Linked DNA regions of Homo sapiens: region 1 is linked to region 2. Evidence: chromatin contacts called from ENCODE Hi-C or POLR2A ChIA-PET data. All regions are on one chromosome and are shown on one strand. The core of a region is the stretch at or near the end of the contact, and the rest is flanking DNA. Distances in the headings are between cores, read along the strand shown.

Region 1 (4,591 bases), core at 1,835-4,334, 850 kb after region 2:
TCCATCGGACCCCCCTCCACCCGCGGAGACTTAGGTGCCCGCCAACTGAGGGGCATGCGGTGGCACGCGAGGGAGGGGTCTTGTGAATGTTTGTGGGCTGCTGATGAGTAGGGGCAGGTGGTGGCCACAGTCCACGCAGACCACTTCCTGGAATAAGGCAGGAGCTCGTCCCCTCGCTCCCCCAGCCTGTGCAGGGACAGCAGTCCATTCGGATTGGGGAGCGGAGAGAAGAGTGTCTGGGGAACCAGATACCCCCGGCTCCACCCCCTTCATCTCGCCGGGGCTCTGGGCTCTTTTGTGTCAAGTGCGGTGGGGGGGGTCCCCCTCTTGACCCCGTCAGTCTGGGGTGGCCAAGCTGCCCAGCTGTGACTCTCACGTGGCTGCCATTCACTGTCACTCACTCTCTCGCTGAAACCACCCACTCCCTGAGCACGTTGGGGGGCGTGAACTGCCCACCCAGCTGTTCTGCAGCTTGACCATCACTCAGCACCCGTCCCCCGAGGTGACAAGTCACCCGGCGGCACTCTCTGGGCGGCGCTCTCCAGACCGCTGCGCCGCGTCAGGCGCCCAGCGGTGTCCCCCTCAGACCACCCTCCTAGTGGAGTGATTTCTAGTCTTCTTTGGGATAGGTGAGCATCTGGGTGTCCACACCCCCTGCTTGGGGAACAGCAGGGGGACCTCCGCACCCCCGGGCCTCTGGCTGCCATGCGGCACAAATGCACCAAACTTCAAAACGGCCAACTCCGGGCTCTTTGTAAAACTGTCATATTGATCCGTGTGGCTTCTGTGGCAAACGTTCCTGTCTAGCCGAGACGACCTTTGGGGGAGCGGGGGGTGCTTTCTTGTGGGTCGGGGAGGGATGTGTGTCTCCTGGAAACTGGATAAAGTCTCCCCGCCCCCCAAGCTTGTCTGAAAAAGGGTAAAGTTTTGAAAAAGTTCTCCCAGAGAGCCCCCTGCCTTGGCAGGAGGAGGAGGAATGAGGAGTTGTGGGGAGAGGGTGCCTTTGGGGTTGCCTCCGGCAGAGGCGCTGAAAAGAGGGAAAGAAAGGCCGTCAGGTCCTGCCAGGGGCTTGGCAGCGCTCACCTATTTGTATTGGGACTTGGAGTCTGGGGTGGGGTGGTGTGGGTCCCGGATCTGGGTACGTTGGGGAGAGAAGCGTGAAAGGATCCGAGGTTGAGATGGGTCTTTGTGTCAACCCGGCCTCCCCTTTCCCTCTTGGCTTTCTGAATAGACCAGAAGAGACGTCAGAGGCTGCTTACATTTTACAACTGAAATGAAAACCCACCTCCCCTCTCCCCCTGGGCAATTTTTATCTCCCTTTCAGCCCTCCAAGTCGAATGAGTGACCCAGATACACCCCCTCAGATGACTTTCGGAGGTAAAACTTCGGGAAATTATTTTTAGCACACTCATTATTTCTGTCTACCTAAGTGTGGGGAAAAGAACCCTCCTCTAAGGAAATTTGTTCAGGCTGCCCTCGCTCTTCCTTGTCTAGAGTATGCATTTGTGCACAGGAGAGATTTCCATTGTTTTCCATTCCGACTGCTTTGATTCTCACCATTTTGTTTTACATTCTTACTCAAGACCAATTTTATCCCTTCCCCCTCTCTCCAGTCTCCTTACATTGTTAAACGTTTAAAATAATAGCAGTCGTGTTGGTGGGGGAAGGGAGCAGGAAGCCAAAAACTCATTTCTTCTCCCTCCCCCTTCTGGCAAGTCGAGAGAAATAATATAACATAATATATAGATGTGATTCCTTGGGGGTGGGGGTGGGGAATGATTGTGGGTGGTGCGGAAAATTCTGGTAGTTTCTTTGCAAAAGGTCTGAAAATACAAACCCACCCCCTGCCTGCAGTACGCATGTGCAGCAGACCTATTATGGTGGTGCGTTGTGGGGGAGGGAGGGGAATTTGAGAAAAAATAAATATATGTGTGAGAGATTGATGGTGAGATTAGAAGAAGAGAGGGGCGGGCGGGAGGCGAGGCTTCGGCCGAGACTCCTCCCGCTTGCTCGGGCGGCCAGGCTCCGCCCTGCGCCCTCCGGCCCCCGCCTCTCTCCTCCCTGCCTCCCTGAGATCCGAGCCGGGGATGTGGGAGAGTCTGGGCTCCAGGCCAGCATTGAGTGGCTGCTGAGACCGAGGTTGGGACTTAGATTTGCTTTATTACCCTTCCTTGCTTTTCCTTGCCGTTCTCGCTTTGCCTCTCCCGCCACCGACGCCTGCCCAAGTTCGGGAACCTCCCGCTGGGGTGGGGAGTAGAGTGAACCGGCTTGTGCACCACCCCTGGCTGGTGGTGGCCGAGGCCGTGTCCCTGAACCTTAGCCAGTTGGCCTGCCCTTGCCACTGCCTCGGCAGCCTGCGTTTCCATGTTCAAGTCAACCGAAGTCCCTGGGGCCAGGGGGAGCCGGCTGCTGGGGCATGGCGCCTTCCTTGCTGACTTCCTATTACAGTCCCCATTCCGTTTCACACCCGGGCTCTGGCAGCCACCCCCCTGCACACACGCACACAGTCCTAGAGTGTCTTCCTGCACAAGGGGACACAGGATGCTGGAGTTAGCAGGAAAGGTGGCACTGAAGGAAGGCGAGGCAGCGACTCTGAGGCAGTGGAAACGGAGGCCTCTGGTGTTAATTGTGGCTAATTTTCCGTTGGCTGTTGAGGGAAGGAGAAAGGATTGTGTGTCCTAGAGCTAGGGGCTGGGCCAAGCCCAGGCTTTCCCATCTTGCATCGGCTGCCTCTCTCTGTACTAGACAGGTCTGGCTGGTTAGTCTAGTGCTTGGTAGGGGAGGGACGTGAACCAGAGCCCCAGGGCCCCAGGTCTGTGGGGCATCCTGTCTTCCTTTATGTGGGGTAACTCTCCGTTCCGTTCCCCAAGCCTTCACAGAGTGACACCTTCACAGATAATGGGGTGGGGGGCCTGGGGTCCTCTGGCAGAGACATCTGGGGAGAAAGCCAGGGACCTATCCCTGCTGAAGCAGGTACAGGCCATCCTCTGGATTTGTGGGCCTGAGAGTGTGTGTGGGTGTGGGTGCGCGCGTGCGCGCGCGTGCTTTTGAGAAGGCATATGCTGGGTGTGTCTGTCTGTGCCTATATCTTTGTTTGGGTCTCCCATACTGCGTATAGATGAATGGGTCAGGATATCTGGAACAAAATATGGAGGTGAAGGGTGAGATCGGGAAACAAAGGGTATGGCCCCCTAGTTCCCAAAGGGAGCAGGGAGATGGGAATAGAATTGAAGGTAGGTTTTAGGCTACTTGGGAGGAGGAATATTTAGGTAATTGTGGAGACTTTCTCCTGTGTGATGAAGGCGGCAGACACTGTGATCCTGTGGGCAAGAAGTAAAAATGACCAGCTGAGGATTTCTTTTCCTCCAGGACTGTGTTGGGGTGACAGGATGCCTGGTAATTATCCGAGGAAATGTAAATAGAGGCCTCCCTCTTGGCAAAAGGATGTCAGGGCCCCAGGGTGTTAGTGTGAGAACCCAGGTGTCCACCTTTGGCTCTCCCTCCCCAGCATCTGGCTTAGGGAGCTGCCAGCTTGTGTCTCCCCACTCCAAGTGCTGGGGTCAGGCCAGGCCAGCAGCTGGGCATGGCTTCCCCAGTTCCTGGGCAGGATGCCAGCTGGCGAAGTGAGGGGGAAGGCAGGAGGAGCCCTGGCGGTGACTGAAAGGACCTGCCACAGTCAGAGCCCATGGCCTGGAGCCTGGTCTCTTGTTAGTAGGAGGGGAGGGAGGGGAGTGGTTTGGCTGCTCTTCTCTTCTGACCCCTGACCTCCCATTCAGAACCAGAGCATCCCAGAGTACTCGAAACACTTTCTGTTTGCATCCAGTGAAGGGAGGCAGGGCTTGGAGGAGTTAATGCTTCCTAGAGAGTGGGAACTGCCGAGGTGGGGAAGGGGCAAGTTGAGGGGCCTCAGAGGCTGGAAACCTAGAGGCTTAGGTTTTCTGATGCTTTTTGCTTCAAAGATAAGGATGACATTCGGCTGCTGCCGTCAGCATTGGGTGTGAAGAAGAGAAAACGAGGACCCAAGAAGCAGAAGGAGAACAAGCCAGGAAAACCCCGAAAACGCAAGAAGCGTGTAAGTGTCAAGAATTCCTAACTCTGTGGCAAGGCTCAAGAGACCCATTCTCAGAGACCTACATTTTCTCTGGTCCTGATTACTGGTGTGGGGGTGGGGTTCTGAAGCCAGGGAGGCTTGATCCCCCGGGCCCCCCACTTCCCTGCCACTGTTGGCCTGTATCTCAGGGATCTGGGACCCTAACTTCATTCACTGCAACCTAGTGAAGAGCCTCGTTGTCAGTGTGTCCTCAGCAGCAAAGAGAAGCAGTTGAAAGCACAAGCTCTGGAAGACTGTATGAATTCAAGAGTCCAGCATTCCTCTGTCTAGGATACCAGGCCGTTTATTTGGCTCTCTGTGCCTTAGTTTCCTCATCTGTAAAAAGTAGATAAAGGCCGGTTGCAGTGGCTCACGCCTGTAATCCCAGCACTTTGGGAGGCTGAGCCGGGTAGATCATTTGAGGTCAGGAGTTCGCGACAAGCCTGGCCAATGTGGTGAAACTCCGTCTCTACTAAAAATACAAAAATCAGCCGGGCGCGG
Region 2 (4,385 bases), core at 1,466-3,965:
CTTCCAAAGCCACTTCATCATTTTCCGTTATTCATTATCAGCAACACCCCACTTCTTGGTACCAGTTTTCTGTCTCATTCAGTTCATTTTCTGTTGCTTACAACAGATTATCTGAAACTGGGTAATTTATAAAGAAAATGAATTTATTTCTTATAGTATGGAGGCTGAGAAATCCAAGGTCCAGGGGCCTCACCCTCTAGTGAGGGTTTTCTTGCTGATATGGACTCTCTGTGGCACAGGGTGTCACATGGCAAAGGGGGCTAAGCATGCTAATGTTCTAGCTTGGATCTGTCTGAAAAAGCCGACAATTCCCCTCCCATGATAACCCATTAATCTATTAACCTTTTAGTCCTTTATGATGGGGTTAATCTGTTAACCTATTAATCCATTATGGTGGGCTAATTCATGGGGATTAATTAATCCATTAATCCCATCCAATCACCTTTTAAAGTTTCCACCTCTCAGTACCGCCAAGTTGGGGATTAAGTTTCAATATGAGTTTTTGGAGGTAACATTCAAACCATCGCAGTGGTCGTTTCTCAATCTTTTTAAACCCATGACCTGGATTAGATTTTTTTTTTTTTTAATCAAAAAACAAAAACTAGGCAGGGCATGGTGGCTCACGCCTATAATCCCAGCACTTTGGGAGGCCCAGGCAGGCAGATCACCTGAGGTCAGGAGTTCGAGACCAGCCTGACCAAAATGGTGAAACCCTGTCTCTACTAAAAATACAAAAAATTTAGCCAGGCATAGTGGCAAACACCTGTAGTCCCACCTATTCGGGAGACTGAGGCAGGAGAATCACTTGAACCCAGGAGGTGGAGGTCGCAGTGAGCCGAGATCATGCCATTGCACTCCAGCCTGGGAGACAAGAGCAAAACTCCATCTCAAAACAAAAAACAAAAAACAAAAAAAAAAACACTAAACTAAAACCTTCCTTCACTTCCCACTACAGCAGCTTATCCCCTGTTGAAAATAACACCAATAAGACCAGCTAAGCTAATATTACTTGGCTCCTGCTGCATGTCAGCACATAAACTAAGCATTTTTAGTGCATGGATTTTCTAACTGAACCCCTTGGGCAACGCTTAATAGTAGGTACTATTATCCCCAGTTTACAGATGGGGAAACCAACTGAGAGATTCAGCATCTTGATCGAGTTAAGTAATAAAGTCAAGATTGGAACTGGGCCAGGCACGGTGGCTCACGCCTGTAATCCCAGAACTTTGGGAGGCCAAGGCTGGTGGATCACTTGAGGTCAGGAGTTCGAGACCAGCGTGGCCAACATGGTGAGACCTCGTCTCTACTAAAAATACCAAAATTAACTGGGCGTTGTGGTGGGAGCCTGTAATCCCAGAAACTCAGGAGACTGAGGCAGGAGAATCACTTGAACCCGGGAGGTGGAGGTTGCAGTGAGCCAAGATCATGCCACTGCACTCCAGCCTGGGCCACAGAGCAAGACTCCATCTCAAAATAAATAAATAAATAAATAAATAAATAAATAAATAAATAAATAAAAGACTGGAACTGTGATCTGATTCTAAAGACCCGAGTTCTTAATCACTATGTAATACAGCCACAGCAATTTCTGTATCTTTGGCATATTCCCCACCAGCCGACATTTTGACTCTTAGAAAGTATATATGTGTATTATTGATGATTACTTTTATTTCCCACATATAAAATTATTTAAGGCTCAATATGTCTTTTAAGACTACACACCTCCCTCCCTGCCTCCACTTCTTGTTTGCTGCTTTCCCCAGTAATCTGGGAGTGAACATTGAGTCCACGGTTTCAAGGTCAGGGTCCTGGGAAGTATGGCTTATAATGAAGGAACAGGAAATCCAAGCCATTGGTGTTATGGAGACTGGGAAGGACTGGGGAGTGTTTGCTAGGGGCCTGAGGACTACTTGGGTAAGAGGGGGCTGACTGCTCCAGTGGCCAGGGTCATAGTTTGTCTCTTTAGTCTACCCCACCATCAGATCAAAAAAGGTGGTTAGGAAGTGGTTGTTACTAGAGGGCAGAGGAAAAGGTTCCAGCCCCAGTGAGGAAGAGGTAGGTGGTGTTGGTGGGGCCCTGTGTGAGCTTACAGCCGCCCTTCCTCTCCTCAGTTATTTTTGGTCTCTGTGACCTGTAGGTTTCCTGTTAGTGGGAACAGAAGTGACAGGAACGAGTTCCCACTACAGAAATGAACGCCAGGAGTCCAACTCATTCCCCTTCTCTCTTCCCTTAGCCGTTGAACTTCTCAGGGATCCAGGCTTCTAGGTCTGCGTGCCTAGGGCTGCGTGTTAGTGGCTTCAGGCGCTGCGCCAAACACTTCGTTTGAGTCTCATCTCCTAACCCCTCCCCTACCCCCAACAGGGCCTTGCAATTCCTGGACCCCTCATTAAAGCAAGAGAGTCCTCTCCTCTCCAGACCCAGTTTACCCACCACTAACCCTTCCGTGTGGCTCTGGGTGCTGAAACGGGGATGACTTGGCCCGCTAGGTGAAGAGGAGACGGAAGCTTCCTGGCAGTCCCCGCGTCACGTGGGGCCCTACCTAGTCAGCCTCCTAACGCCCCTCCTTACGCATGCGCCCATTCACTGCTGGTCCCCAACAATGCCTAAATCCCGCCCTGCCCTTCTCGTTCCGCCCCTGCCCGGGAGCCCCGCGTCCTCATTGGCGAGCTCCAGGGTGGCCCGGCCCGGACACCCCAGTGATAAAATAGATCATCTACACGGAAACTGGCGCGCTCCAGGGGTGGGGCCCAAACTCAGTTCCACCCTCTGGCTCCCAGCCGAACACCGAACCGGGACCGATCCGGCCCCGGCTTGAACTAGCTCAGCTCCGAGCTCGCGGAACCACGCCCCCGGGAGACTCTGGCCCGGCCAGCGCGGGCCAGGTCTTCAGTCCTATATCGCCCCGCCTTGGGAAAAGGTGCAGGGGCCTCTCGCCGCCTCGTCGGGCCCTTCCTCTCTACCTGCCTCTCCAACCCCTCTCGGCCCCGAGCCACCCGGCAGCGGGGGTGGGTGTGCAGAGGTGCGGCGTCCAGAACCCGGCTCCTGCAGAGGCTCTGGGTGGCAGCAGCCCTGTTACCGCTTAGATGGCGCGCAGGACAGAGCCCCCCGACGGGGGCTGGGGATGGGTGGTGGTGCTCTCAGCGTTCTTCCAGTCGGCGCTTGTGTTTGGGGTGCTCCGCTCCTTTGGGGTCTTCTTCGTGGAGTTTGTGGCGGCGTTTGAGGAGCAGGCAGCGCGCGTCTCCTGGATCGCCTCCATAGGAATCGCGGTGCAGCAGTTTGGGAGTGAGTGCGGCGCCTGGATCTGGCGGACTGCGACCCTCGGAAGGGAGAGGGAATGCGGCGACTGGGAAGTGGAAGGGCGAGGGGCGGGAGATGCTGGGGGGGAGACCCCTGAGATCTTCTCGCAGCGCCCCTTCCACTTCCTCAGGCCCGGTAGGCAGTGCCCTGAGCACGAAGTTCGGGCCCAGGCCCGTGGTGATGACTGGAGGCATCTTGGCTGCGCTGGGGATGCTGCTCGCCTCTTTTGCTACTTCCTTGACCCACCTATACCTGAGTATTGGGTTGCTGTCAGGTGAGAGCCTGCACAAGGGCAGGAGAGTCAAATGCTTAGATCGTTGGATGTTCACCTCCTTCCTGCTCCTTCCAAAGGGTTCGGGGAGAAGCTGAGGGAAAGTTTAGCTAGCACCTGTACCCAGAAGGGAATTCTTAATAGGAATGACTAAAGCGACAAACATGGTGAGGAATTAGGAAATTCAAGGATGATGAAACCTGGCCGGGCACGGTGGCTCACGCCTGTAATCCCAGCACTTTGGGAAGCCGAGGCGGGTGGATCACGAGGTCAGGAGTTTGAGACCAGCCTGGCCAACATGGTGAAACCCCGTCTCTACAAAAATACAAAAATTAGCCGGGCCTGGTGGCGCTAATCCCAGTTACTCGGGAGGCTGAGGCAGGAGAATCGCTTGAACCCGGGAGGCGGAGGTTGCAGTGAGCCAAGATCGCACCACTGCACTCCAGCCTGGGCGACAGAGCAAGATTCTGTCTCAAAAAAAAAAAAAAAAAAGATGAAACCAAGTATACAAGCCCAGAAGCCCAGGGCTAATGGGACTGGAGTGTAAAAGGAAGAATTACTATAAAATGGTGCTAGGGGCCAGGCACGGTGGCTCACGCCTGTAATCCCAGCACTTTGGGAGGCCGAGGCGGGCGGATCACGAGGTCAGGAGATCAAGACCATCCTGGCTAACACGGTGAAATCACGTCTCTACTAAAAACACAAAAAATTAGCTGGGCGTGGTGGCAGGTGACTGTAGTCCCAGCTACTCGGGAGGCTGAGGCAGGAGAATGGTGTGAACCCGGGAAGCAGAGCTTGCAGTGAGCCGAGATTGCAC

Evidence for each region. A loop is a pair of places that touch in the nucleus more often than their neighbours do. ChIA-PET counts read pairs that join two places held with the same protein, here RNA polymerase II (POLR2A). Pooled maps may share reads with other maps.
Region 1: a pooled map shows a loop between it and region 2 (4-fold over the local background). The contact joins the promoter of CHD3 here to the promoter of SLC16A13 in region 2. A Hi-C loop is called at or near these places in 1 of 50 pooled maps. POLR2A ChIA-PET finds 5 or more read pairs at or near these places in 3 of 52 experiments (MCF 10A, activated T-cell and activated naive CD8-positive, alpha-beta T cell).

Annotation. Positions count from the first base shown.
Region 1 is chr17:7,885,705-7,890,295 of GRCh38, forward strand. CHD3 (chromodomain helicase DNA binding protein 3) reads left to right here and starts at 3,085. Exons shown (of 40, transcript NM_001005273.3): 1 at 3,085-3,396; 2 at 3,960-4,072. The coding sequence starts at 3,297. RefSeq lists enhancers at 148-197, 3,517-4,086 and a silencer at 1,948-2,107.
Region 2 is chr17:7,033,300-7,037,684 of GRCh38, forward strand. It overlaps SLC16A13 (solute carrier family 16 member 13), which reads left to right and starts at 2,716. Exons shown (of 4, transcript NM_201566.3): 1 at 2,716-3,282; 2 at 3,428-3,571. The coding sequence starts at 3,084. RefSeq lists enhancers at 2,155-2,655, 2,264-2,313, 3,044-3,283.